Regions from separate parts of the Mus musculus genome. Here regions 2, 3, 4, 5, 6 and 7 are each linked to region 1. The links are chromatin loops, found by intact Hi-C in ENCODE. Cell type or tissue: heart. All regions are shown on one strand. Region 1 overlaps 1700001O22Rik (RIKEN cDNA 1700001O22 gene). Region 2 holds the start of Gm14488 (a long non-coding RNA gene). Region 3 has its middle 23 kb from the start of Tor1b. Region 4 overlaps Ptpa (protein phosphatase 2 protein activator). Region 5 overlaps Gm14486 (predicted gene 14486). Region 6 overlaps Ptpa (protein phosphatase 2 protein activator). Region 7 has its middle 16 kb from the start of 9330198N18Rik.

Region 1 (4,000 bases):
TGTGGCCGGCTCCTCATTCTGGACCTGCCCCCGCGTGTGAGGCTCTGTGGGTAGAGGAAGCAGAAGGGTTGTGGTCTAGGTCCTCCAGCTACAAACTGTACGTGGGTCTGGAACTCAGGGCCAAAAAGCTATAGGCCCCCCTCTCCCCATCAGGTCAGCTCAGGAACCTCAGCTCTACCTTTCTGAGGACTCCTCCGTGAGCAGCCACCTACCCTTCATCTCCAGGGCCACCATCCCAAGGCCACGGGGAGGCCTCAGAACCTTCCTGGACACCCCTAACAATGTGGATCAGGTGGGCAAATGGCCCCATCCCTGGAACCAGAAGCTGGTGAGCAGCCCAGGGCGGGCAGCCCGCCAGCAGAAGCACCAGCCCTCAGTGACTCTGTAGGGGACCCTCTCTGTTGAGTCACCATGGGGTTTATGGCTTGGATTTGTGTGGCCTGGCCTCCTCAGCGTGGAGCCAAGGGGGAGGAGGCCCTTGAGCCAGGCTAGTGAGTGGGTGGGCTGTGCTTCAGCCTAGGACAGCTGTAATGTGGAGCCACCTGCCCCCCCACCCCCGCCTGCCCCTGCTCCCTGTCTCCTCCCTGGGGTCCCCTCAGCAGTGCCATGCCAGGCATCTTTCTCCCTCTAGGAATCCTTTCTGCCCAGTTTGGTGCTGCAGTCTGTCCTGAAGCAAGGCCGCCCTAAGGGCTACCAGCTGCTCCTGCCGTCCACCACAAACCGGCAGCAGGCTCACAGGTGAATGCCTGCCAGAGCTCCCCCCAGCTCAGGAGTGTACCCATGCCAGGCAATGAAGAGAGTGCTTCTTCACCCCACAAATAAACACACCTCCCAGGTGGCTGGGATGGATCACTAGGTCTCCCAGTAAAAGCCACTCTAGGTGCCTGATTGGGGACCACTTGGGGTTCCTGGGTAAGGGAGATTGGGGTGGGCTCACAGCTGGGATGAAGCTGATGACAGCTGGATATTGGGGGTGGGGAGTCAGGGCACCCCAGGGGCTCAGCTTGTCCCAGGGAATGCTTGTGCAAGGGGTGGACCACTCACGACACAACCTCAACCTAAATCAACCCGTGCCTGAAGCAGAGCCTCAGCCATAACCTCAGCCTAGGAGAGTGGATAAACAACTTCTTGTCTTTAGCGCCAGAGTTTTTCTCTGTCCACCTTTTAGTACATGATATGGGTATCCAGACCCCAGCCCAGGAAAAAGATTCCTGTGTATGGGTAATCCTTAGTTCTCTTACCTGCTCCGGTGTTCAAATCCACATGGGGAAGTGGCCTGAGTCACCGTGGCAGGCCTCCTAGAATTTATCTACTGTATTAACATAGATACTGCCTTACACCTGGGTGTCCCCCATTACTCCATGTCCGAACCCCTGGGGGAACCCCTCCTTCTTTGGAGTTTCACTTTGTTCTTGCGCTCTGGCCAGGTCTTTATCGCCACCTGCTGGCCCTTGAAGAAACGTCTCGGACTCGGTGCGGAGTGGAGTGTAACGGGGAGGACGGAATGCTAAAGCTGGGGGTTTGGGTTGGACTGGGCCGGTCATTTTAGGGACCAGATGGGCTGGGGATGATGAAGGGCTGACCCGGCATGCGACGCGATGCATCAACGTCATCAGCGCTGGGCTGGAACGGGGCTCGGTCCCTTTCTGAGCTTTCAGGCTGTGACCCAAGACGTGGAATCCCTGTTTCTCTGGAGTGCTGCGCGCCGTGCGTGCCGGGTCTGCCTGTTTCCCCGGCCGCCTGCAGCGCCGCACCGCACCGCGCGGGGGCAGTGTTGGCCTGGCTTTGCGCCGCGAAACTTCAGCTCTCGGCCGGTATCGTTGTCAGAAACTTTCCCCTAGGCAGTGCTCACTGTGATGGGTTTGGCGCGTCCCACTGTGGGAATCCAGTCTCCAACCTGCAACCCTGAGACCTGGCCTTCACGGAGAGTCTGGGAACACACAGAGCAGACCACGCAAGGAGAAAAACTTGGACGTTGAAGTAGAACACACACTGCATACCACATACACCATAGAGATCCCACACATAGAACACCTCAGGCACAGAAACAGGACACGAGGAGACATACTTGCACGTGCTCAAATGCGCGCGTGCACACACACATACACCACAGAGACCCCACACACAGGATAGCACATACACAGCCACCACCTGGAGATCCCACACACAGGGAGAACACACAGACACACCATACCACACTAATAGAGACCCCACACACATAGAAAACCATACTACAGATGTTCACAACAGATACTGCCCAGGTACATAACACATAGTAAACATACTATATATATATATATATATATATATATATATATATATACACCATGTACAGACCCCACACATGGAGAGGCACATACTACACACACACATACACAGAAGACAACACATACCACATAGTCCATATTTATGGAGACACACCACAGATATGCATGGACACGGAGAGACACACATGTGACACATACACATGGAAAAACACAGATACAAAGAGCTACCCACAAACATACCACATAAACAGACAGCACATTGACACATATGACCATACAGATGGCAAACAGACATCATCCCACATGGAGGAGACGAGCGTGCACACACACACAGAGCCCATTACACACACAGAGATAACACACTTCAGAACATGTGTTGCACATTGAAGCATGGACCTCTGGAGTACCGGGTCCCAGAGAACTTGTGGTGCACGCCTTTAATCCCAGCATTCGGGAGGCAGAGGCAGGCGGATTTCTGAGTTCCAGGCCAGCCTGGTCTACAAAGTGAGCTCCAGGACAGCCAGGGCTATACAGAGAAACCCTGTCTCAAAAAACCAAAAAACAAAAACAAAAAAAAAAAAACAAAAAAAACCCCCAGAGAACTCCCAAGGTGGTATCTGCCTGCAGCCACAACATCGACGTTCATGTGACGCCTGAACTTAGGTGACCAAGAAGGCTCTGGGAATGCTGAGGCTGGGGAAAGACCCCTTTCCGGTGACCTCGGTCCTGGGTTTTTTTGTCTCTCAGAGTGGTCCCATTCTCCTTCCCAGAGTCCACACTGAACGTTTTTGTCTGGATGGTTGAGCAGGGTCTCATAGGGAGCTTTGGCTGATCTGTGACTTGTTTTGTAGACCTGGAACTCAGAGACCTGCCTGCCTTGCCCACCTCAGGGTTAGGATTAAAGTGACTGCCTCAGGCACAGGGGAGCTAGGGGAAAATCCTAGCTCTGGGTCTGTTCCCAGTAGCATAGCGGGTATCTTATCTGTGAGTTGTGTGCTTTGGGGTCAGTCTGTTCCTCTCCCCTTGTGAGGCCTTCCCATCTCTCTCATCTCCCTGATCACCATCACAGACTATGTCCCTTGGGCCAAGTCGAGTGGAGAAGGGGAACTAGGCTTATTGGGGTGACAGATGGGGGGTGTCTCCTATCCAGACAGGAAGCCCTGTCCCTTTCTCTGGAATGTCCCCTGCCATGTAAACCTCTGTAACCTGTACCCAGGAGGTGGCTCATTAGCCCTAGAAGTGAGGGGTGGTTGTGTATGCTGTACCGCGTGTGAGGAGCTGGGTCCAGTTCCCACAATGTGGCCCTGGAGAGACGGCTCAGTGTTTAGCTGCTCTCACAGAGATTCTGGGATTGGTTTCTAGCATCCGCACCTGGCTGACCTTGAACTTAGAGAGATCCTCCTGCCTCTGCCTCCCAAGTGAGGAGAGATCAAAGGTGTATACCACTATGCTTGGCTTTAAAAATAAGCTCTTGAAAGAGAGAGAGCGAGAAAGAACTGGAATTTGTGGCACAAGGGTTTAATCCCAGCACTTGAGAGGCAGAGGCAGGAGAGAATCTCAGTGTTCAAGGCCAGCCCGGTCTACAAAGTTCTAGGTAACCCCAAGTCCCCTAAAGCCAGAGAGACAGACACCGACCCACGCACAGCTTCCTGCAGCCTGCCAGGCTTCAGCTGGACACGGAGTTTCTTCAGAAACCATGCTCAGGAGAGCTCTTTCCTGGGAAACCGAGGCCC
Region 2 (4,000 bases), 74 kb after region 1:
ACAGCTCCTCACAGCTCAGAGATGCCTGATGGGGACAGAGCAGGAGGTGCAGCTCTGGGGCCCTGGCCAACTCTTCTGAGCTAGGCTTCTCAGAGTGGATGCTGGGAAGTCTGGGTCTTGTCCACTTTAGAGGGCTCTAGCCTACACCCTTGTCATACTGATGGGGAGCCTTGGGTCACGGAATGACAGCCTGACACCTACCCTCCTCTGCTTCCAAGGAGCCAGGCACTTTGTAGATAGGGTTAGGGGTGGGGGCTCAGAGAACACAGTCAGCCGTGGGGTGGCTTCAGGTCTGTCCTTTAGATCTGGGCCTTATTCTTCTCACCCTTGGGAGGAGGTGAGAGGGCAGGGCCAGCATAGCTTTGATGGGAAGCCCACCCTCCCCCGCCAGGACAGGGTTTCTCTGTGCAGCCCTGGCTGTCTTGGAACTAACTCTGTAAACCAGGCTGACCTTGAACTCATAGAGACCCTCCTGCCTCTGCCTCTTGAGTGCTGGGATTAAAGGTGTGTGCCATCACTGCCTGGCTGGAAGACTGTTATTAGCCGTGGCAGGCCCTTCAGAGCTGGAAGATGAGCACTTTGGATTCCATATGTGTCCTAGAACCTTCCCCCTCCTCTCAGTTGCCATTCCCGAGACCCCCTTGGCGTTGGCAGCAGTGGTGCTCAGAGTGTAGGGGTGGAGCCTCAAGGCCCTGGGTTTCTGCAGCTAAAAACACAGCTCAGGATCAGCAGATGCTCAGACAGAGAAACTGAGACACGCTGTCCCTGAACTCAGTTGCAAGCCACCAGCTGTTCCCCTTATCTCCCTGTTCCAGGGCATCTGGGCAGGGGCTCTGCTCTCAGCCCAGTCTGTAGCTCTAACTCTACCCACTAGCTTAGGCTCATGGAAAGGACCTACTGTGTGCTCAACTCTGCTCTCCTCTTGCCAGCAGTTGGGGTTGGGGGCCGGGTGGGGAGTGACTTGGTGGGTGGGCACCTTCTACATCCTGTGGAGGTAATGAGCAGTCCCAACCTACTGCTGGGGAAAGGCCTGAAGCTGGTCAGGGCTCCAGAGTGACTGGGTAGGGGTAGCTGGGTCCCTCTCAATCCTTCTCAATTAGAGACAAGGCCCTCAGAGCAAGAAACATGCATACCTGCCCTTACATCACACCCGAGGCCTCTTGATCTGTCCCCAGGACCTTCCCAGGCTCCAGGCATCGGCCTGGCCTGCCCGAGGCTCAGCCCTGCTGGCCACACACTGTCTTGTCTGCTGTGTCTCCCAGTACTCAATTATAGGAACAGAACCCTCCTCTCTCCCTCTGCACCATTACCATAACAAACCTGATTCCCCTGCCTATACTGCAGACCCACCGGGATCAGCCGGTCCACCAGGATTCTAGCATATTCTGCAATGCCACTGCAGCTCCCTCAGCCCTCCCCACTGGGTCTTCCTTTCACCTGGCGCTCTGAGCCATCTCTACCAGACCCTCAAATATGCGAAGCTGCCAGCCTGCTCCTGTGAGTTGTCCCCTGCCTCCTGAACAGCACCAGCCCTCCCTGTCACATAGCCAGCCCAGACAGCTTTCTGATTCCTCCCGCATCTGCACTAGGCTGGTCTTCCACCATGGCACAAACCAAGCTTGAGTTCAGCCCCCAGTTCCTAGCCTCTGGGAGCTTTGGAGACCTGTTCTCTCTGCTCCATAAAAGCCTGCCAAACCTTCCAGAGGCAGGAATTGATAGACCACTTGGATCTGAGGCCTGAAGACTGCCAGTCCTGTCTTCCCTGGCTTCGCATTAGTTGAGTTAGTCATCCCAGTAGATCCTCATGCACCCTTCTCTAGGACACTTCTGACCCCTGCTGAGATCACACACACAGCCAGTCTGCCTAAGTCCCTGATATTTCAGCCTTCTTGGGGGCACCCAATGCATTTTTTATGGCTCGCCACGCCTGCGAGCCCTGTGGGCCAGCTGTCTCTGGCTTGTCTCACTCTGTGAACCCAGCTCCTGCTTCTGAGGTGCCTTCCCAGCCTGACACCACCTAGAGGTAGGAGAAGTGACTTGGGCCCACACCCCCCCCCCCCCCCCCCCCGTAAGTGAATCCCTCTCGGCCCAAGCACCAAGGCAACCTCTTTGTCCTCTTTCCCAGGGCCTCCATGCAGACTCCCAGGAGTCACCGTGAAGGCCAGAACAAGGCTGTGCCATTGTGCTGCCCACTGACCTGAGAGCACTCCCAGGAGCTGGAACTGCCTTGTGCCCAGTTCCTCCCTCAAGCCCCCATGCAACTAGGCCAGTCCACAAGGACAGGAGGATGGTAGGTCCAGCAGGGGTGGGTACCCCACATCTATTCCTCCTCCAGAATTGGCCCAGAGCGTTCCCCAACCCTTGCTGTGGGATATCTAAGCCTCATCTTCCTTCCTCCCTGCCCTGCCTGTCCTTTCCCTCCAAATATCTATCCCTCTCCTCTCCTCTCCTCTCCTCTCCTCTCCTCTCCTCTCCTCTCCTCTCCTCTCCTCTCCTCTCCTCTCCTCTCCTCTCCTCTCCTCTCTCTCCTCTCCTCTCCTTGTTCTCGCCTCTCCTCTCCTCTTTTTCTCTCCTCTCCTCTCTTTTCCTCGTCTTCTCTGAGTCCTCCCTGGGCCTCCTTCCTTTCTTCTTCCTGGGTTAAAAATAATCAACTTTCTGGGAAGCGGCAGTTCCCGCTGAGCCGCCCTCCCCACACACGGGAGCCCCTGAGAATAGCTTTCTGCGGCTCTCCACTGAACCCCTCCCTCCCTCCTCCCTCCTTCCCTCCGCCCCCTCCCCGCCGGCTGACTAATAAGCCGGGCAGCCGGCTCTGCCAGCTCGCTGCAAGGGCGTTAACTGCTTCGTGCCCGGGTGGCGTTCAGCATATAGCGACAACAGGAGGGTTGTAGGGCACCAGGCCACACGGAGCCGGAGCTCTGGGCCCGTAGTAGACGTTTAACTAACCCAGCTCTGCTAGGCCGAGTGGTTTGGTGAACTTTGTCATCTAACTACCGCTGCGAGCCTGCTGCTGCTGCGGCTGTTGTGTGGCTAGCTAGTTCCTAGCTTAGGAGGAAGGGGTCAGTGGGATCAGTCAGGAGAGGCACCCAAGGGTCGGGACCACGTGAAGGGTGTGACTGGCCTAGTGACTCCTTGGCCCCGGATTCTGGGAACCATTGCGACGGGGCAGAGGTCAAAGGCAAGGCAAGGCTGCCTGCTGCTCTGGGGATCCATGCAGGTACCCCACTGGGAGGGACTTTGACAATTAAGAAATTACATCTAGGGAAACTGAGGTCCAGGGGGTGTTATTCAGGCTAGGATGCATCTGAACATCTGCAGCAGTGCGTGAGGCTCAGTGCTGCAGGGGGCTGATGATCCCAGTCCCTCAAGGTTGGAAGAAGAGCCGGGATATCAAGGTCAAAGGTGAGGGGTTGCTAAGGAGAGCAGAAAGTCAGAAGGAGCAGAGGGGTCCACTCAAGCCCCACCCACTCTGCGCGTCCTGGCATTACCTCATCACCAAGCATGCCCATTGGCTGGCTCTCCTGGAGGCCGGCCCAATGCGGCGGAGCGCATTAACCCGTTCCTCCCAGCAAGCTGCGCTCTGCCCACACCACCCACCTCTGTGTCCCCCACGTAGCCTGCAGAGCCTGAGAGTTGAGAGGACCGGGGAATAGGTGAAGGAGGTGCAGTCCTACGGCCGCATAGTCCCATGGGTGCTGTGTAACTGGGACATCCCTGTCCTGTTCTGGGCTGTGTGACCTTGGACAGACTGCTGCACCTCGCTGAGCCTCGGTTTGTTTTTCTCAGCTGTAAAAAGAAGTGAATGATGTAACTCACGCCCTTCCTAATCCCTGCCATGTGCTTGACAAATGCGGGGCACACGTGGGCTCTGCGTCCCACGGTGCGCCTGAGTGAGCACAAGTGGTACCATTGGGAAGATGGGGTTTCGGGAGAGCAAACGGCTCAAGGTTACCCCGCCATCTCAGGGCTGCCTTTCTTACAGGCTTCTTCTGCTCTTCAGGGA
Region 3 (4,000 bases), 140 kb before region 1:
AGGCGGGGCTTTGTGGTCATATATGTGCAAGCTGCCACTGTAGTGTGACATAGTCCTCTTCAGATCTCACTATGTTGTTAGAGCCTCATTGCCAACTGCTTGCTTGTCTTCTTTTTTTTTTTTTGTAAAGATTTATTTATTCATTATATGTAAGTACACTGTAGCGATCTTTAGACACTCCAGAAGAGGGGGTCAGATCTCATTACGGATGGTTGTGAACCACCATGTGGTTGCTGGGAATTGAACTCAAGACCTTTGGAAGAGCAGTCAGTGCTCTTAACTACTGAGCCATCTCACCAGCCCCTGCTTGCTTGCTTTTTGCTTTTTTTGTTTGTTTTGAGGTGGGGTCTCACTGTGTAGCTCAGGTTATCCTTGAACTGCTTTATGGACCAGGCTGGACACCCACTCACAAAGATCCTCCTGTCTCTGCCTCCTAAGTGCTGGGATTAAAGACATGCTCCATCACGCCCAGCTCTCAGATTCTTTTTTGTTTTGTTTTGTTTTGTTTTGTTTTGTTTTTCGAGATAGGGTTTCTCTGTGTAGCCCTGGCTGTCCTGGAACTCACTCTGTAGACCAGGCTGGCCTCGAACTCAGAAATCCGCCTGCCTCTGCCTCCCGAGTGCTGGGATTAAAGGCGTGTGCCACCATGCCCAGCCCTGCTCAAATTCTTATGTATGTACTTTTTTTTCATGTGTGTGTGTGTGTGTGTGTGTGTGTGTGTGTGTGTGTGTGGTTGCATGCGTTCATATGCAATACACATGGGCAGCAGCCCAAGGAGGCCGGAAGAGCCATCAGATTCCCCTGGAACTGCAGTTACAGGCCATTGTGAGCTGCCGTGCGGGGCTCTGGGAATCAAACCCTGGTCCTAAGCAAGAGCAGCAGGTGTTCTTAACTACTGAAGCATCTCTCTGGTCCCAGCCTCTAACTCTTTTGTACTTTTAAAAAAGATGTATTTATTTTATAACTGTGGGTGTTTTGCTGTGTGCCAGGTGAATGCAGGGCACTCACTGGCCAAGAGTGGGCGGAGCTCAGAGCTGGAGTATCTGTGAATTACATGGTGCTGACTTGGGGGCTGGAGAGATGGCTCAGTGGTTAAGAGCACCGACTGCTCTTCTTAAGGTCCTGAGTTCAAATCCCAGCAACCACATGGTGGCTCACAACCATCTGTAATGAGATCTGACACCCTCTTCTGGTGCATCTGAAGACAGCTACAGTGTACTTAGATATAATAATAAATAAATCTTTAAAAATTATTTTAAAAAAAGAAAAGAAAAAAACATGGTGCTGACTTTAAACTCTGGTCCTTTGGAAGAGCAGTTAGTGCTCTTAATCACCGGCCATTCTCCAGGTTCTTAGACTCAAAGTCTTGATCCTCCTGCTTTCACCTCTGAAGTGCTAGGGTTATGGGTTAGTGAACTCACGGTTTTAAACTGCTTCTACCACCTCTGGATGGATGGATGAGTGGGTGGATGAGTGGGTGGATGGGTGGGTGGATGGATGATGGATGGATGGGTAGATGGATGGGTCGGTGGGAGGTACTTGAAAGGATGGATAGGTGAATGAATAGATGGGTGGGCAGGTGGGTATGAATGGATAGGTGGATGCATGAATGGATAGATGATCTGTTTCAGGCTTTCCTTTCCTTTCTTTTCTTTCTTTCTTTTTCTTTTTTCTTTTCTTTTTTTTTTTTTTTTCTTTTCGAGACAGGGTTTCCTGGCTGTCCTGGAACTCACTTTGTAGACCAGGCTGGCCTCGAACTCAGAAATCCGCCTGCCGATCTCAAGTGCTGGGATTAAAGGCGTGTGCCACCACCTTTTCTGAATCATGGCCATCTCCTATTAAAAACCACATGTCCCATCAGTGCCTGTGCGAATTTGGTTAGAAGATGAGTTTTATGTTTAGAAAAGAGAAACTAGGAGGAGGAGACAGGGGAGGGGCGGGGAGGGGCAGAGAGACAGGGGAGCAGGACACCTGGACAGAGGACTCCCAAGGGAGCATAGGTGTGCAAGCCACAGACAGAGCAACTGAGGAGCGCACTCTCCTCAGCCAGACAGTGGAGTACGTCTGTCTCTGGGCCCAGGTCTGAAATCCTACCCTCAGGTGGCTGAGAGCCTAGGGAGGCCCCCGACAGGGCTGCGGTTCGGATGAGGACAGCGATTGTGCAAGAATGGACAGCCTTGCCCCAGCCTGTGTCTCCCGGCCTGAGTCATAGAGAAAGGAAGGAGACAGCGAAAAGCCCGAAGCCCCCTTGGATATCACGCCGCCAAGGCCTCCAGTGTGACGTGGTGACGTCATCACGGATGAGCTCAGCAGAGACACCTGAGGACAAGGTAAGCGGCCAGCAAGGGCTGGAGGTGGGGTGGGGAGTGTGTGAGCTCGATCTTGGAAAGGCCCCCGTGCTCCCCCTGCTGGAAGCTCAGCCTTTCCGCGACTGCTCCTCTGGGATTCTCATTTCTTTGGTTCCCTCAAGGACTTGCCCGGCTTTCCAGTTGGTGCCTGCTAGCTTTACTTCTCAAACACGCATGCTCATTGCGGGTGGAACTGGGGAGTGTTAATGGCCCGCTTCAACTACCGCCTCCAGCCAGGAGGAAGAGAGTTGTCTTCTGGGATAAAACGAAGTTCGGAAACGCAAGGCCAAGCAGTTAGTTCCCAGAGCTCCCCAATTCCCCAAGTCCCTGAGGATGGCGTTGAGGCAAGCCTTGGCGCTGTCCAGCATTCGTGTCTGGGTCCCTGGCTGTCCGTTGTACTTTGGGGTGGTAGTGTGGATGACAAAGGATGTTTTTGGGTGCCTGCTCCTTTAAGGTAGTTTTGAGAGCCCAGATTGGGAGCCAGACATTCTGGGTGGGTGAATGGGAGCTCCCAGCTGGCCCTGGAAGGAGGCAAACCAGGTGAGTCGCACACATACCTTGCTGACCAACAGCTCCATCTTCCTGGCTCTGTGGGGGATTTCATAGTCATATGTTATCCAGAGCATGTCTTGCTGGTGTGGAGCACAGTCATTGGCTGAGTCATGCCCCTCCTCCAAACTCCAGCTTCCTCATCTCCGGAGTGTGGGTAGGGCTAGGGCGTGGCTCAGTGGATAGAGCGCTGGCCTAGCATATCTGTAGCCCTGAGTTTCACCCCAGCACCTCATAAAGTGTCGCATGCTTGTAACCCTAGTACTTGGGAGGGAGAGACAGAGGTTCAAGGTCATCCTTGACCACAATGCAAGTTCAAGGGCTAGCTGGGGAGTTCTACCTGAAAAACAAAACAAACTAATAAAACCTTAAAGTGAAACCAGCCTGGTGGTACGCACCTTTAATCCAAGTCTCTCTGTCTGGTTGGTCCCTTCTCTGGTGTAGAAAGTGGCTCTTTTCTCTGCTGCTACCAACAGGCTTACAATGGTTCATACATCGCCCGTGGTGGCTTCTGTGGCCAGAACCATATCTGAGGAAGAGCCTGGTCCCAAGTGCAATGAGAGGCCTGCTGGCAGCCAGGGGCTCATCTGGTTGTCACTGAGACACTGGGCTGGGAAGGGGTGGGGTCTTGAGACACCGTGGAGTGGAGTTAGGCGATGGGGAGCCACACACACAGAATGTCTTAAAACCCTAAGGTACCCAGAGAAAGTATGGTCTCCAAGCCCGGGGGTGGAAGAGTCTGAGCCTCTCTGGTTTGTGAAGGCTGACAGCTGCTCTGCTATGGCTGGGGCAGAGAGTCCATGAGACCGCCAGGATAAGCAGACCTCTAGTGGGCATTCACGGTATTGCAGGCAGGTGAGCCAGTCAGCGTTAAAAGCAGTTTTCCAGAGTCGTTTGTGAGTTCATGTCTTTCCATTTAAAATTTATTTTTATTTGTGTGTGTGTGTGTGTGTGTGTGTGTGTGTGTGTGTGTGTGTGTGTGTGTGTGCGTACTTGTCTGAACGTGCACATCATGTATAAAGTGCCCACAGAGACCAGAAGAGGGTGTCAGATTTCCCTGGGACTGGAGTTAGGGGATGTTTGAGTCATCATGTGGGCTCAGG
Region 4 (4,000 bases), 350 kb after region 1:
ACACACACAGACACGCACATGCACGCACACACACACCACAGCCTTGACCTACAAGGCCTGTTGAAAAAACAGAACTTCTCTCATCTACAGCCTCTGCTTACCTCTTTCACACAGACAAAACAGAGGCTCCATCCCAATGTCTATCAAATTTAGCAACCCAGGAAGAGACCATCCCTACCCTAAGAAAGTAGAATGTGTTCCTATGCAGACACACTGTAGGTGCGTGGTCTAGACCTGCCTGGAGGACAGGAAAGGGGCTGTGGACAGGCCCTGATGGATCTGGTCCTCTGAGACAGAGACAGAGATAGAGGGAGGCTCCAGATCAGTACAGGAGGGAAGTTTGTTTAACAAGGTCAAGAGTAGGGCAGAAAAAGCCACAGCAACAAGACGAGCAGGCACATGGATAGTCCATCAGTGCTCAAACTCTGACTGCAGGAAGGCAGAGCACTACTGCAGTCCAGTGCAGTCCCGGGGCATCAGAGCCTCGGCTGGGGCACAGGAATAGGGAAGCCTATGTCCCAAGTGCATCCTGCCAGTGAGAGTGCAAGGCCAGTCCATTTGTATTTACTAGCCATGCAGCCTGGCACGCCCTCCTCACTCCCTCCCCAGGTTACAGGCAGCATTTATTTTGGGGAACAGGGCTCAGAGGACAGCCCCATACTACACAGAAAGACTCTGAAAGGCTCTGTGAGCCTGGCAAAGTTTACAGTGCCCTCAGCTTCCGAGATGTATCCCAACACTCCTGCAAAGACTCCACCGTCAATCTCTCTACTTCCTTGCCCCAATTCTGCACACTTGCAGGCTGGAACTATGAAACAGGGTCCCCTACAGACCCCTGAGTGAATGACCACCTGCTTTGTCTCACAGCAGGTGCTCCAGGCTGGCTCAGCAAGGACCCTGCCTGGGGGACCAGCCTTGCTCACTAACAAGGGACATTCAAAACGGGCTGTCTGGCAGGCTGCAGAGCTAGAGGCAGGCCCAAGTTGTGTAGCTCAGTTATGTCCCTAGAGAGGCCACTTCACCCTCAAGGCCTTCAGGGCCTCAGGTCCCAAGTCCTTCAGAAGGAGGTTCTGCGACTCAAGAGAAAGGAAAAAAAATGAGGGAGAAAAGAAATTGGGGGTGAGAAGACGCCCCCAAAAAATCAGCTCATTCTAGCCACAAAGGGAGAAGAGAAAGAGCGAGAACAAGCAAGCAACTGCAGTCCCGCAGTGACCCCAGGGGAATCGTGTGAGTCAGAGCAGCCATATTGAGCAGGAAATTACTCACAGACGCTGCGTTCCTGCCTCTCCACTCCCCAGAGAATCGGCCTTTTGTAAATGGTTCCTCTGTCAGTAACTGGGGGGATGGGCAGGGTGGGGGAGGCTCAGCACAGCGCCTTCCTGTCAGCTCCTTCCCTTCCAGCTGAAATCTGATCCCTCCCTTCCCAAAACTCCAAATTTAGAAGCCAGATTGAAACTGAAATTCTTTTCCTGCCTGCCCTTGGCTCTTAAAGGCGCCAGGGCTACATTTCCTGAAGCAGTTGGAGCCCCGCAAGGTGGGCTTCCTCCGCTGTCACATCCAGTACTACTAGCAAAGCGGTCCTGACACAAGACCCAGCAAAGAGAAGTGGTTTCCTTCCCAACTTCCTTGGGTTTTGTTTGAGCAGTAAAGACTGCAGGTCTCCCTGACCAAAAGCCCTGAACACCCTGTAGGCTTCTGTGCCCTCTGGGTGAGACTGCTCACTTCCTGATGGGGGTTATAAGTAAAAACTGCCAACTTCATCAAGTAGGGGTGGGGAATATCTATACATCTGTATCCATTTCTCTGTCTGTTTAGCTGTCTATCTGTGAACAGCAGCAGCAGCAGAGCGCTACAACTGCCCAACCCAGGCAGGCAGCATGCCCTTGCCACCACAGTGCCTAGCAACCAACCAGAGCTTGACTGACCCAAGAGCCTGGAACCAAGAGAAAACCAAGCCTAGCAGAGAAGGTGCACAACCACTAAAAAGCTCCCCTCCCACTTCCTACCTCTGTTACTGAAGCCACCAGAGTTCAGTGCACTTTAGCGCCTCCTTGTGGTTATTTGGACTACCGTCTATGGGGTCCTCCATTCCAAACTTTGGAAAAGGTTTTGGGGTTTTATATCAGCCGAAACAAACACACACACTAAATCTTAGCATGGAATCCATCGATCTCCAGTCCCTGAAGCCCAGTCTCGCTAGCCTCCTTGTTAGAATTATTGACAGGGACGCAAGGGGCTTGGCCAGCCGCCAGAGGAAGCAGTAACAGCTCAGGCTTTGGCCTCAAGCAGCAAGCTCTGCAGAATCTGAAGCTCCTTCCCATTCAGCCCTAGCTCTCACCCTAGATCCTCCCTAGCCCCTCGCTGCACGCTCAAGTCCTGCAAAGCTATCTTTCAAGGCAGTGAGCCAGGCTGCCCCCAGTCCTTCTGACCTTGAGCCTGCCACACTGCTGAAGGCAGCATTATCTCCAAGAACCAAGTAGTGGCCGCCCAGCCGTCAGTCCCTGCTCCATTTGCTGACTTGGAAAAAAATGTGTCATTCCCCTCTGGCCCCTGGAGCTTGGCACAACCCTGAGGCAAATGCTGACCAGAAAGAACCTAGAGTCAAGGCTGCTAACCAGGCTTTTCCCTGCTCAGAGGCTCAGAACAGGGAGCCAAGAGAGTAGCATCCAGTCGGGAGACCACATGTAATTCCACAGGGCAAACATGCAGGAGGCACAGAAAGAGAAGCCAGGACCCTGTGAACTTGGGGTGAGACTTGATAGGTATAGGCAGAGAGAATGACAAGTTCTAACACCTCCCAGAATCAAGGCCCTGAGACTCTGGGTCCCTTGATGAGCTCCTGGCTCTTGTCCACAAGATTCTGAGAGGGAAAGCTGACATGGGCCCAAAGCCAAGAGTTTTCAGAGTCCGTGGGCTACCTTGGGGAGTGTTCCAGCACTATACTGTAGGGAATCCTGCCTCGGTGAGACAAGTACTTCCAGTTAGGGAATGTGCTGAGTAGTATGGGCCCAGTGACTGCCACCACAGGTGATGTTGGACCCAGTGACTGCCACCACAGGCTGCTTGTTTTCACCTCTCGAACACTGCTGAGGTACAGAGAGACAGAACTACTCCCAGCACTGCAGCTCCTCTAGGGATTTCAACCTGAGTCCATAACCTCTAACTTGATTGCACCCTAACACATTGCATGGCACCCTCTTAGGCCTGCTGCGGGTCACCAAGTCTAACTAACAACTACAATTTAACCCCTCAGCCCAAGAACCCCATGGGAGCTGAGTATGGTGGCTGATTTTCTAATCCCAAGCAGTCGGAGGCGGAAGCAGGAAGACTGTCATGAATTTAAGGCCAGCTTGGGCAGCAGAGTAAAGCTCCAACTCAAACCTAACAATGAGAGTCCTCCTGGTTCTGGAAGAAGGCTGGCGGCTGGGCAAGAGGGCCCAGTTGCCAAGGCTGCCTAACAGAGGCTGGCATGGCTCTCACCTCAGTGATGAACAGGATGCACTGGAGAAACATGTAGTCCTTGTGGTTCTCGCTCACCGCCTTCTCATCCACGAAATGTCTGGGCTCCAGGTGGGGGTGGTCTGGGAAAAGTAGAGGCCTGGGCTTCAGAACAGCCCTGACCCAGCCTGAGCACAAGGTGCCTACCTCAGACAGTTTACAACTATTGAGATGGCATGGTAGCACAGAGCTATGGTAGAGTCTCTGCACAAAGATCACAATGGGACTGAGAAATCCTTGTCACCTAGCGAGGCGCTTGCTCACTGTACACAGTTAGTCACCATGCATGTACCCGTGGTGATAAGGGTGCACACAAACCTGATGTGCTACCAATCAGCAGAGATGACAAACACACCTGAGCATCCTGTAACCATGACAACAGCTCTGCACCTGGTTTGTCAGCAGCACCAACCTCTGCTGTTTAAGCACCATTACCTACCTTAAAAGTTACCTCAGCTGGGTGTGGTGATAGATACCTTTACTGCCAACATACAGAGATAGG
Region 5 (4,000 bases), 140 kb after region 1:
GCTATAAGCTTGTGGAGGATCTACTGAGCTATAAGTCAGGAATGGCCCACATGAGAGACTTCATCTTGTTCTGGGGACCACATGCGCTGTGATCGCCCGGATTTTATAGATGAAGAAACTGAGGCTAACAGGGAGATCAGGGCTTCGTCAAAGCCACACAGGCAGTGACAGGGCTAGTATTCAAACACAGACACTGGCCACTGACTGGGAACAAAGCTTGGGGCTGGTGGGCGGGGCTGCAGGAGCTTCTTACACCAGCTCCTCCTCCAGGTGACGGCTCTGCCAAGAGCAGGGAGGCTGGGACAATACCGCTGATTTACGGTTCCATCGCGATTAACCACACCATCTGGATGCCACACGCTTGCCTAGTGAGTGAGGACCCCCAGCCCTGCCATATCAGCTGCAGGAAGGGACAGGGGAGAAGGCACACAGATCTCAAGCTCTGGGGCAGACTGCAAAGCCGTGTGCAGAGCACGTATCCTTGGAGACCTACCCTCCCGGTCACCCTTCACTCATGACAGTTAGCAGACACCACGGAGAGTTCTAGTCCCTCTGCTAACCTCAGAAAGGAGGAATGGGTGTCCCAACTCTATACAAAGGGAAGGCTCTGGATGGAGCCACCAAAATGAGAAGGGCTGAGGGGGGTGCTGACTTGTGACTGTAGCACTCACAGCGTGATCCCTGCTCTCCTGCGGGTGTGGCAGGTGCCTGTGCTACCTTCTAGCTTTTCCTGGGGAGTGACTTCACTCCTCTGGGCCACTATCCCTGAGCCTGACCTAAGATACCATTGGCGGTATAGGACATTCAGACCTCAGAAATACTGACTGGGTCAACTATGAGGCAGTCAGTAGCTGCCTTGACCCTCTTCCTGTTTGCCAGATGGGAAAACTGAAGCCCAAGGAAGGTACGGGGCCTGCCTCTGATTCCACGGGGCTTTAGTAGCAGAGCCAAGGCCCACCTCCTTGCTTCTTAACCCCTGAAGCCTATAGCCTCTGGACACAGTCAGCCTAGGTCTCAGGGACCAGGGGACAGCGAAGGAACCCCTTCCAGCTGCAGTAAATAGACGTCGGATTCTGAGCACCCATCTCCCTCCAGGGACAGTCACAAGCCACGAGGGCCTGCTTTGTCATCTCAGGTCTCAGTCTGCTTTGGCCTCAAGGACAGGGACCTTCTCTGAATTACAGCCCAGTCTCTCTGCTCCTTCCTCCCCACATCTCCACAGCTTCCCCTAAAAAAGAGTTAACTGTGACCCCAGGATCTCTATGGTGGATGCATTGTCTTTGGACACCAGGCAGGCTCTCCTTCAGGGTAAGCAGCCCCCCCCCCCCGCCCCTGCCATGTCTACAGGGTGAGGAAGGAGGGAAAGACACACAGAGCTAGGCTGTCCTGAGTGGAAATGCTCTTATGTAGCCTGTAGCCCTCGGTCCACACACTGGGCTGGCTGGCCAGGACTCGGAAGCAGTTCAAGGCTCCCTTCATTTCACACAGCCAACCTGAAGGCGGCATACACAAGCCCGCCATTGATAGTGCTGTAGAAAGACCCAGCCAGCAGCAGCTCCCTTCTCTCTCTCTTGGACAGTTGAGAAATGACAGCTGTCCTGCCCAGGGAGACCAGTCTCCGTTCCAGGGTGTCCCCCTCTGGGGCTCCACTCAAGGGAGCATCCTGCTGGCTGCCTGTGCTTGCCTGCCGCCAGGAACAGAGCCAGATGGAGCAGCTTTAGCTGCTGGCCTCTGCTAGCATTGCAGGCCCCGTGACCTGTCCCCCTGGGACCCTTTGGCCTGGCCATCCGAGGTGACCCTTCCCCCTTCCCCACAGAAGCTCAGACCTCTGACCCTTATTAAAAACAAACCAAACAGAATCTACAGAGAAGAAAATTCTCCACAAACGGCCTCAGATATAATCACGTGTGTCCCTGTAACAAACATACACACACACCAGCTTCAGACCCCCAAGGCTGCAGCCGCTTCCACATAAACAAGCTATTATGGGGTGTGGGGGAGGGCTTTTGTTATGAAACATCTAGGCTTCCCTCAACTTGGGGGGTGTGGAGGAAAGAACGTTGTTTTCTGGCACAAGAGGGGACATGGAGGGTGCCAGGGCTTCTGTGTTCTATGCAGGTTCTATCTGGCAAAGGGACACGTGGAGATGGGGACCAAGAGGAGGAGGCATCCTGGACGTCACCAGGTGCCCCATCCACGGCGAGGGAAGCCTGGACCCGGCTCTGCTGTCACTCAGAACAGGTCGGGGACTCCGGTGACCACGTCCCTGCCCGCTGCATGCTTGGAAAGCACTGCCTTTGCCAGAAGCCGAGGCGAGAAGGCTCCCAAAGCAGACACCGACCCCCGAGTAGCACTGGTCTCCACGGGCCACCCCGGGAGCTGTAGGGCGAGGCCCACCCGCGCGCCGTACTGCGCATGCGTCAGTCGGCTGAGCAGGAGGCCGCCCGCGCAGCCTCGCTCCCGTCCGGTCGCCGTGGCAACGGGCTCGCGGGGGGAGGGGCCGCGCCGCGGCGGCTGCTATTTCTGCTGCTTCCTGTTCCTTGCGGCCACGTCGCCATGGCAACGGAGTTACTCAGCTCGGCCGCCTCTCGGCTCGGCTGGTGCGCGTGACCCCGGCCGCTCGCGCCCCCTCGTCCCCCTCCCGCACCCTCCCCGGTGCCCGCGGCCGGCAGGGAGGCAGATTGATGGGCGACGCTTATTAAAACACAGTGGAAGCGTTTCCGTTTTTATGACGCTGACGAGGCAGCGTTATTTACTGTTATTGTTCGCCCTGGCCGCCCGGGAGCTCACCTTCGGCCAGTCCCAGGACGGCGCGTGGCACCCCGGGGTCCCACCTATTCTCAGAGCCCCTTCTCCCGCGACAGCCGTGGAGAGGGGCCGCACAGGCCCAGGGGCTCATGCTTGAAGGAGAAAAAGGCGACAAAAATAAATAAATAAAAGAGAAGCAGATGACTTCATTCTCGGGAAGGCCAATTTCCTGGGGACGCTGGTGGAAACAGCCCCCGAGCCGCTGAATGCTCTCAATACTAAGCCAGATGGAGACCAGAAAATCCTCAGCCCTTCCTGAACGTGTGACCCCCCAGGCTAGGCAGCCAGGCAGTAAGAATTCGGCCACCCAGTAGGGTTTAGCTTCCTAGATTCCGCAGCATTTGTCCTGAACCTTCCCACTTAGCCTCCCCTCCCTGAGAGGGTGAGTAACCGGCTCAAGGTCACACAGCCCAGTCCCTGAGTTTTCTGCTTGAGGTTTCTGCAAGGAGGAAGCCAGCGAGTACTGTGGAGCCAGAGGGACAGCAATTCGACCCAGGGCTCTTTGAAGCCTGACTCGGCTTCGAGGCGAATAAAGATTAACTCAGCACGTGTAAGCCTTGCTGTGCGGTCCTCTGCACATCCTGTATGGGGTGCCCTTCACGGGAGGGGGGTGTCTACTGGGATCAGAGAGCTCGGAAGGAGGCCCCCACTCCAGTCCCCTGCTACGATGTTAATCTCACCAGGCTAATTAAAGTTTACAGTCCTGCCCATATCCACCTCCAAACTCCCAGGTCGTTATTAGCCCAAATGCAAACAGTTATGACTCTGGTCCTGGACAGAGAGGCTGGAAAGAGGGATGGAGGAGATGGCCTCGGGCACAGGAAGTGGACGTTTAATAATAATAATAATAATAAATATTTGCACGTACAAACAGCTCGAATGAATGGCCCAGAATGGCCCAGGTTGTTTTTTCCTGTGTGCCGGGAGGAGCCTAAGGCCTCCAGCAAAGAGAGCCCTCTGCCTTCAGACCACATCCAGCCCTCAGCCTTGGCTCAGAAACAGAAGTCAGGGTCGTCCTAGGTCTGCTACAGGGTTTTAGTTCGATTCCATTGCCCTTTCAAGGTCAGAGCTTTGGGCCCGGGCCTCCTGGTCATTTCTTGGTAATTAACAAGGGCTCCTTCAGCCCCACGAACACCTCAGACTCTCCACACACAACGCACGGGTGGTTCCTAAGTCGCCTGGACCATCACAG
Region 6 (4,000 bases), 360 kb after region 1:
GATACCTGTGTTGAAGGGGCAGGGAGAAAGGAGAGAGAAAGGTGAGAATGACATTTCTTCAGCACACAAAGGGTACGGAGAATGTGAGGCTGAAAGAGCCAACAGGCTTTCCTCTCCCCTCAGACGTCTTCTGTCAGGGAGAGGGACAAAACAGCACATGGAGACCAGGCTCAGTGTCATCAACCCTGGCAGCCTGTCACAGCCTGGGCAGGGGTCCCTCTCTCTAGTTTCAGGTGCCACGGGAAAGCGGGTGAGGTCCCTGGTGTCAGAAATCACAAGCTGTGCACATGGGTCACCTGCAGAACTGGAGGTGTGCCAACACCAGGACAGCAGTGTGCCCTAGGGGCTGCCCAGCTCAGAGCAGGTCCCTGTACACCTGTGCCACCCAGAGAGGTCCACAGTCTTTGGTGGACTATGATGTCAGCAGATGCCTGGCTGTTTCCTCTTCTATAAGAGGCAGGCAGTGTTACTGCATAAGGTTGTATAAATTAGCCTCAGAACAGCGCCTGTATGTGATGAACACCAGGAACCACATGCCATCTCCTCCACTCCACGGTGACTCACCTATCAAACACCTTGAAGACAATAGCCACCTGGTCGTCCACCCGGAGTACACCAATCTTGCAGAGACAACAGAGGAAAGCAGCAAAGGCAGCCTCATGCCCTGGGGAAGAAAATGGCCCAAGCTGACATCTTCTAGAAGGCCCCCCGCACCCAACTCCCTTGAGCAGGAAGGCCCATACTGAGGTAGAGACCTCCTCCCAGTCCAGAAGACCTGAGCCTTTCAACAAGCACAAGCACTGGCACTCTTCCTGAGGGGCCTGAGGCGACTTCCTGCACAGGCACCTGCACCTTACTTTATGGGTTTGACCAATTAGAAACCCCAGCTTATTGAGCACCTACTATTTGGGCAGACACTGTCCATGCTGGATCCCAGTAACAAATGAGTCCTTGCCTCAAAGAGCTCATGATTAGTCAGAGACCACAGACATTAAATATTAAATATATAGTTACTACTTTGAGTTTAGCTATTTGGGAGACAAGTGGGTAACTGAGGCACATCCTAGGGGGACCCTAATTTCAGAGTTCAAGGTTTTCTCCTAAGGAAATAATGTTTAAAATAAAAGAGGAACGGGAGGTGGCCAGCACAAAGGAGAGTAGGAAATCATTTTAGCCAGAAGCAACAGCACACAAAGGCCACAGTAAGTAGTCAGTGTGCCTCCAGCAGAGGGCACAGAAGGCGGCTCTGACCAGATGGATGTGAACAGCCATGCTAAGAGCTTGCGTGAGCCCTGATGAGGGATCACGAGGGAGGAGGACCCTCCTCTCCTAGTCATACCCAGCAGCAGTCAGCTCTGCACAGAGCACTGGCTAGACCCTAGATCCTGTTCCTTATGTAGTAAGACAACTGGAGGGAGGTGCAGCCAGGTGTTTCAAGCGACCTCTGCAGACCAGACAGCTGCCAGATATGGATGCACACACGCTCAATTATGGTCACCTATAAATTTCCGAATGGGGTTCTGGAGAGATGGCTCAGCGGTTAAGAGCACTGACTGTTCTTCCAGAGGCCCTGAGTTCAAATCCCAGCAACCACATGGTGGCTCACAACCACCCCTAAAGAGGCCCTCACTTATAATAAATAAATAAACAAATAAACAAATGAAACTAAGCTAAAATAAATAAATAAATAAATTTCCAAATGACAGCCAGGCTACCCCATGCCCCAGAACTCTTTTCCTAGTTGGGCATTAATCAAAGCTCCCCATATCCCAGAGTCTCAGAACTGTTGTCAGCAGCAAGAGGAACAGAGGACAAAGTTCTCCAAGGCTCTGCCTCCAGGCACGCCTTCCCCAGGGCTTGCTGACACTCGTGCGCCCTCTAGCTCTCCTTCCCAACCAAGCGGGAGACAGCACATCTCTCAAATGCCTACTTTAGTGAAAAGAGGAAAGGAAGCCCTTATCACAATGGGTCTCCTGGACTATGGAGGCTATCTCAACCTAGAGACCACGTCTCTTTAAAGTCCCTGCAACAGCTTAGCCAAAATGGATGACAGAGCCAAAGATCATCAGCACAAAGAAAATGGCTGAGAGACAAGAGAGGTGAGGAGAGAGTGGGCTATCAAAGGTTTTTCTTCTCTAGGCATCTGCCCTTAGTAAGTGCTCAATAAACTATCTCTAGAGTGATGAGGCATCTAAATAGAAGCCAGCTTCACCAAGAACAGAAACCAACTCTCAGCAGTGTCGTGCCTGTGGCAATAGCACCACCTGGTGGCATAAGATAGAGCCAGCAGTCACTATCCCTCCCAACAACACTGCTGAAACCCATACATTCCCACACCCATACACCCATACACCCTACACATACACACACACACACACACACACACACACACACACACACACACACACACCCCTCCCTACTTCTCAGGGGCCTGACAAACTGTTGCTTTCTCAGAGACCCCCCAAGACTGTGTGGAGCATAGAGAAAGCAGCTCAGGCAACATGAAGAAAGCAGCAAGGTCCCCATCACCCAGAGCCCTCAGCAGCAGATACCTGTGCCATAGTCAATTCGTGTGGAGTTCCCCACAGCCTCCTTCAGGTAAACTGCCACTTCAGGCACAGCAGCAGCCAGGTGGGTGGGGACCACTGTGGCCACCAAGTTTTCTGCTTCCTGATAACATAAGAGACACACAGTGGTGGCAGCAGATTAGGCAGCACCTGGGTGAGCAGGCAGCCACTGGGAAGCATCTGCCTGGGGTCCAGGCATCGAGGCTCGCCTGCTTCCCAGTTCTGAGAAGCTAGAAAAGGGGAGGGAACTCCTAGGGTGACTTGGGAGCAAGATAAGGCATCAATGCGCCCCAAGGTCTACAGAGATTATGGGATGTCCAGCCTATTATCCCCATAGTTGCTGGGTCCACTCCCAGAGCAGTAAGCATGCAGGCTAGAGTCTGCCATGACATGCACGGGAAGGTTCCAAACAGCATTAGTTATCCCAGTCAGAACATAAAAACTCAACGACAATGTCCCAAAATAAATACACCACACAGAGTTCTGCAACACAATACTACACAACAAAGAAAAGGATCCGTCTCCAGTGACAGCAGTGAACCTGACCGACATAAGGTCAAGTAAAGGAGACTACCCAAACATGCACGCCAAACACAAATAAAACCCATGTCTGCAACAGTAATGGAGAGAGGCCGGGAGAGCAGCGTTCCCGAGCGTGCCGGGCCTGCCTGGCAGAGGGCGGGGGGTGCTCTGCAGCTTGCTTGGGTGGTAGGAGCACTGCAAACACTGACCCCAGGCTGCTGCAACTTGCTTAGCTACTGCTAGCTTTCTTCCAAGTTCTGACTTCTAACTAAAGTCTATCTTCTGAGACACCAAGGCCACGTATCACCAGAGTGCAGCAGCGGGGGGGGGGGGGGGGGGGGGGGGGGGCCCTAAGGCTGCACCCTCCCAGACAGTGGTGTGCTCACAGAGTGACAGATTAGTAAATAGCATCTCTCCAACTGGAGCTGGAGGCATCCCTGCCTGGCCTGTGAGTACAGCTGCTCTCCAGAGACCCAAAGCTCTATTTTCCCAGTGCTCCGAAGAGGCAACTTCTTCCCAAGACCAAAACCTTGGGGGCAGAGTCTCGCAGCACCCACTCTCCACAGCCCTCAAAAGCACGGGCTGGGGGGCGGGCCGCACAGGACAGAGACTTTATGGCGTTCATTAGAAACCTATTCAAAAGCATGCACATTTGTGAGTCCACAGTGTTTCCGACAGTGTTCTCCTCGGCTGCAACATGTCAGTACAGGCTCAGTTCTGAGCATACCACATGCGCCTCTGTACATGCATGCTGTTACGTGTGCCATTATGCTACACAGTGCCAACAAACGCTGACTGACACACAGGCTCAGATCCTGGGACTCTGGTCAATTATGAACTGCAGGGCTTTCTCTACACAAGGTGTTCTCTAACAGAAACAGAATGGCTCAACTACAGACAACACGGACTTC
Region 7 (4,000 bases), 180 kb after region 1:
CCTCGGCTCCTGAGTGTCCATAACACACTATTTAACTGCTGCTTCCTGAGAGCCGTGGTTCTTTCTTAAAAGTTGAAAGGTGCTTAGGCAGGAAGGTCACAGGTTCTAGGTCAGCCTGAGCTACACAAGAGGGTTCTGGGACAACCTGAGCTATATTATGAGACTCTCTTATCTCAACCCAAAAGGAAAAGGTCCCGTTGTTTGTTTTGAGAAAAGGTCTCAGGTGGACCCTGGCCATGCTGTGCCTGGACCACAGATGGGTGTCACCCACAGTCCTCCTTGAGTCCCAGCTTTCTTTGGCACAGGTGTCAGGCCCCAAATAGCTGAAGGCAAGGTGCTGGTGTCCCACGTCAGCTCTAGGCAAGCAACCCCCCGCATCGAAGCAGGACTTGGTTTCCCCAGCCCTGGAGCAAGAAGGCTTTATTCACCTCCCTTCCCTCCTCCCAGGACTGTGTTGCCATGCAAGTCCAGGGTCCTCTCCTCAGAGAGAAGCACAGAGTGAGAACATTGCTAGGTCTGTTCAATGGCTGTTCCCCAAGCTCTCTGTATGAGCCCTCCCAGCTCCCCAGCTGGCCCTGAGCCACCTACATCCTGACTTCCCATCTCCTGCTGATGGTGGCTGATTCATTGACCAAGGAGTACCAGATTACCCTCACAGGGTCCCTTCCTTGTCCCCGGCTCTGAAATCTCACACAGGTGCCTATGGGAGGAAAGGGTAAGGCCGTGGACATCACCCACACACCCCCGCTCTCAGGGCTTCTCAGTCCTTATGGATCCTGACCCAAGACAAAAAGGGGGTCAAAGGGATGGCAGAGGCAGCAAGGTCCGAAACTGACAGGGAGGGAGGGGGAGAAGGAGGGACATACACAAAGACCGGCCCACAGGGAGGCAAGACTCTGAAGCAGAAAGAAATGGGGACAAAGAAGAGGGGTTCATAGGAAAAAGAACACCCCTCCCCACCCACACCCAAACAGATGAGTGGAATGAAGTCAGGGGTGGGAACGGTATCGGGTACACAGACCGGTGGGAGCAGGAGTGTGAGAAAGGAGAAAGATAGGCAGAGATTTGGGGAGGGAGACAGGAGGGAGCCAGGCCCAGACCAGAAGAAAAGCCAGAGAAATTGAGGGGTAGAGGAAGAGACCCCCCCCACACACACCGACAAGGGCTAACAGGGAGACGTGGGGGGGCGTTGCGAAAATAAATATTTATAAATGCAGTTTCTAAATTCTTTTTGCATTTCCCTGGTAAATTATTCATCTGTGTGTCTCCTGCTCTTCGATCTGCTAGAGGAGCTGGGGGGGGGGGGTCTTTTCTGTGCGCTCCCCCTCCATCTTCCTCTCCGTTCTCCTCCACGCGCCTCTCATCCCTTCCTTTTCCTCCCTTTCTCCATCCTCCCCTTCAGTTCCTCCTCCCGCTCCAAGCCTCCAGCTTCCGGTCTCCTCTGCAGGTCCGCAGACGAGGAGGGGCCGCCACCCCGAGGTGACCAGCTGCCACGCTCTGGATTTCTTCCCTGCCTTAAAGAAGAATAATCATAAGTCAGTGAGAAGAGGATTTAAAAAAACACGCTGCCGTCGCGGCTGTCTGGCACCCCCAACCGGGACCGCGGGAATCTTCCTCTAGAGGCCAGGATTCTGGGGCTGGGAAGGCAGTGGCAAGGGGAGGCAGCTGGGACCTGAGGGTCTGCCTGCAGCCAGCGCCACAGCTAGTTCCCCAGGCCCAGACCAGCTCCTCAGCTCACAGAGCCTCAGTTTCCCCCTCTGGGGGGCGGGTAGGACTAGAAGCTACCTCCCCGCTGTATCTGTCAGGAGACAGGTGAGGCAGTTCTCAGGCCCTCTGACAAGTATTTTGTTAAGCACATTGGTTCACAGATTGGTTTGGGGATTTTTGGTGCTTGGAGCAGGGTGGGGGTGGGTGGGGGGGGAGTGGGTAGGAGGGGCGCTCAATCCCAAGACCTTGCATGGACTAGGAAAGGGCTCTACCACTAAACCATATCCTAAGTCCTTCCTTTATTTTTACTATTATTATTTTTGACAAGGTTATTTTGAGTGGCACAGGCTGACCAGGAATTCACAATCCTCCTGCCTCTACCTCCTGAGTACAAGGATCCTAAGTGTCTAGTCATCATGTCCAGGTGACACACTGTACATCAGGCTAGCTCTGGTGATCCCAACATTCCGGAGTCTGAGGCAGGAGAGTTTGAGTCTAGCCTGGGCTATAGAGTGGGGCAGAAAAGGAAAGAGGGAGCAAGAAAGAACTGAAAGGAGGGAGGGGAGAGAACACAGAATTGGGGGTGTGGCTCAGTTGGTGGCCTGCTTGCCGGGCATACAGGATTTGAACCTCAGGTAGTATAAAAAATCAGGGATGGGACATGGGGTAGAGGTAGAACACATCCGTAATCGCAGTACTGGGGAGCTGGAGGCCGGCTGTGGGTTCCTTTTGCTGGCACCACCTCAGGAGACCCTTGAGGCTACCCTGTAACTGGCCTGGGCCAGGAGCAGGCTCAGGACATCCCTCTTGCCAGAGCCCTCCCCCCACACCTGCTCTGACCCTGATGGCTGCGAGGACCTGAACCCAGGCTCCTGGGCGATGATGCCTGCAAGGGCCCACTCTCCATGAAGCTGTGAGCTCACTGTATCGTGGACTCTGGCTTTCTCCCGGCTTGTTTTATTTGTGTGTACTGTTTGACACATGTTCCTATGTACATATGTTTGTGGGGTATATTGGTCAGGGTTCCTTACAGCTATGGTTCTCAACCTTCCTAATGTTTTGACCCTTTAATACAGTTCCTCATGTGACCCCCCAGCTGCAAAATCATTTTCATTGCTATGTCCTAATTTTCCTAGTGTTATGAATTGTAATGTAAATATTTTTAAGATAGAGATTTTCAAAGGGGTCACGACCCACAGGTTGAGAAACTCTGCTCTAGAGCCCCAACGACATATAAACCTCCCCAACCCCCTCCTACACTTGTGTCCTTCGAATAGCTATATATATTCAAATGTATACATATATGTGTGCTTGCGTATACATGTGTGTGTATGTGTCCTTTGAATATCTATATATCTAGATATATAGGTGATTATTTTAGAATGGCTTAGAGTTTGTGATCCAGCTAGTCCAACAATGGTTGCCTACCAACGAAGGTCCAAGAACCCAGTAGTTGTTCAGACCACAAGGCTCGTGTCTAGGCTGGTCTTCAGTGTATGCCAGAATCCTGAAGAAGTAGGCTAGGCTCTAATGCCCATGAAGGGATGGGTTTGCCAGGCAGAGCAAGCTTGTCCTCTCTGCAGGCCTCTGTCACAAGGTTACTTAAAAGCAATCTCCCCGGTTCAAATGGTTTAATCAAGAAAAATATCCTTCAAGGTATACCCACTGTTTGGATTTTGGTTAATTCCAGATGTCGTCAGGTCAACAAACATGAGGAGACTCACAGGGGAGTTCGCCTGCACATATGCATACCCACATGTAGAGGTAGGAGGTCGACACTGAGTGCATTTCTCAGTCACTTTTTGAGGCAATGTCCCCTCATTAGAGCTCAGTGGTGGCCCAGGCTGGCTGGCCAGCAAGCCCCAGTGTCCCACTGTCTCCCGTTGCCCAGTGCCCTGTACCACTGCACCCTCCCAGGCTGCTGGGGATCAAGACTCAGGTCATTCTGTTTACAAGGCCAGCACCTTACAGACCGAGCCATGGCTCCAGTGTCTCCCACCTCCCCACCTCTTCCTGCTCTGGATCATTCTTGATGCTACTCCAGGGCTGTTTTGGTTTCTCTGTTTCTTTCAAGAAAGGTTTCTCTGTGTAGCCCTGGCTGTCCTGGACTCACTCTGTAGACCAGGCTGGCCTTGAACTCACAGAGATCTGCTGGCCTCTGCCTACTGGGATTAAAAATGAGCGCCACCACGCCCCCAGCTTGTTTTGTTTTTTTTTAGACAATGTCTAACGTGACTAAGAATGGTCTTAAACTCACTCTATAGCTAAGGATGACCTTGAATTTAGGGTCGAG

The links. Hi-C counts contacts between places; a loop is a spot of excess contacts. Peaks named below come from ENCODE experiments on the same cell type or tissue, not always from the same donor. Only the 100,000 strongest peaks of a DNase experiment are listed, where the experiment ranks them.
Region 2: it touches region 1 in a loop (2.4-fold over the local background); 14 of 42 quality-filtered maps call a loop at or near these places.
Region 3: a loop joins it to region 1, with 3.0 times the contacts of the local background. A loop is called at or near these places in 13 of 42 quality-filtered maps.
Region 4: it touches region 1 in a loop (5-fold over the local background); 30 of 42 quality-filtered maps call a loop at or near these places.
Region 5: a loop joins it to region 1, with 2.5 times the contacts of the local background. A loop is called at or near these places in 5 of 42 quality-filtered maps.
Region 6: it touches region 1 in a loop (5-fold over the local background); 29 of 42 quality-filtered maps call a loop at or near these places.
Region 7: it touches region 1 in a loop (5-fold over the local background); 15 of 42 quality-filtered maps call a loop at or near these places.

What each region holds. Positions count from the first base shown.
Region 1 is chr2:30,792,437-30,796,436 of GRCm38, reverse strand. It overlaps 1700001O22Rik (RIKEN cDNA 1700001O22 gene), which reads left to right. Exons shown (of 7, transcript NM_198000.3): 5 at 1-36; 6 at 154-292; 7 at 632-874. The coding sequence ends at 742. Among named protein-coding and RNA genes, the nearest start is that of Gm39784, 7.2 kb to the right of the region's middle. In heart, CTCF peaks have their summits at 1,446 (motif pointing left) and 1,651; DNase peaks (open chromatin) are centred at 356, 776, 1,606 and 1,706; H3K4me3 peaks cover 1,339 bases; H3K27ac peaks cover 3,078 bases.
Region 2 is chr2:30,717,996-30,721,995 of GRCm38, reverse strand. Gm14488 (a long non-coding RNA gene) reads left to right here and starts at 809. Exons shown (of 4, transcript XR_866106.3): 1 at 809-2,023; 2 at 2,126-2,290. Mir3089 (microRNA 3089) reads right to left here and starts at 786; the gene lies at 703-786. It overlaps Gm39782 (a long non-coding RNA gene), which reads left to right. Exons shown (of 3, transcript XR_866107.2): 3 at 1-433. In heart, a CTCF peak has its summit at 1,985; DNase peaks (open chromatin) are centred at 45, 2,065, 2,785, 3,495 and 2 weaker places; H3K4me3 peaks cover 2,658 bases; H3K27ac peaks cover 4,000 bases.
Region 3 is chr2:30,928,092-30,932,091 of GRCm38, reverse strand. It overlaps a transcript of Ptges not described here. Among named protein-coding and RNA genes, the nearest start is that of Tor1b, 23 kb to the left of the region's middle. In heart, CTCF peaks have their summits at 2,407 (motif pointing left) and 3,720; DNase peaks (open chromatin) are centred at 2,171, 2,341, 3,021 and 3,611; H3K4me3 peaks cover 1,028 bases; H3K27ac peaks cover 1,290 bases.
Region 4 is chr2:30,439,245-30,443,244 of GRCm38, reverse strand. It overlaps Ptpa (protein phosphatase 2 protein activator), which reads right to left. Exons shown (of 10, transcript NM_138748.5): 8 at 3,481-3,581. Among named protein-coding and RNA genes, the nearest start is that of Ptpa, 25 kb to the right of the region's middle. In heart, a CTCF peak has its summit at 2,071 (motif pointing left); DNase peaks (open chromatin) are centred at 594, 1,284, 1,954, 2,374 and 2 weaker places; H3K4me3 peaks cover 2,928 bases; H3K27ac peaks cover 3,602 bases.
Region 5 is chr2:30,657,108-30,661,107 of GRCm38, reverse strand. It overlaps Gm14486 (predicted gene 14486), which reads left to right. Exons shown (of 4, transcript NR_136917.1): 3 at 1,223-1,308; 4 at 2,119-2,944. Among named protein-coding and RNA genes, the nearest start is that of Gm32316, 3.2 kb to the right of the region's middle. In heart, CTCF peaks have their summits at 1,684 and 2,619; DNase peaks (open chromatin) are centred at 907, 1,677, 2,507, 3,197 and 1 weaker place; H3K4me3 peaks cover 2,762 bases; H3K27ac peaks cover 4,000 bases.
Region 6 is chr2:30,434,234-30,438,233 of GRCm38, reverse strand. It overlaps Ptpa (protein phosphatase 2 protein activator), which reads right to left. Exons shown (of 10, transcript NM_138748.5): 5 at 2,553-2,670; 6 at 565-664; 7 at 1-5. Among named protein-coding and RNA genes, the nearest start is that of Ptpa, 20 kb to the right of the region's middle. In heart, CTCF peaks have their summits at 1,922 and 2,227 (motif pointing left); DNase peaks (open chromatin) are centred at 243, 1,263, 1,883, 2,273 and 1 weaker place; H3K27ac peaks cover 498 bases.
Region 7 is chr2:30,611,299-30,615,298 of GRCm38, reverse strand. No RefSeq gene overlaps it. Among named protein-coding and RNA genes, the nearest start is that of 9330198N18Rik, 16 kb to the left of the region's middle. In heart, a CTCF peak has its summit at 1,557; DNase peaks (open chromatin) are centred at 558 and 1,478; H3K4me3 peaks cover 1,221 bases; H3K27ac peaks cover 3,191 bases.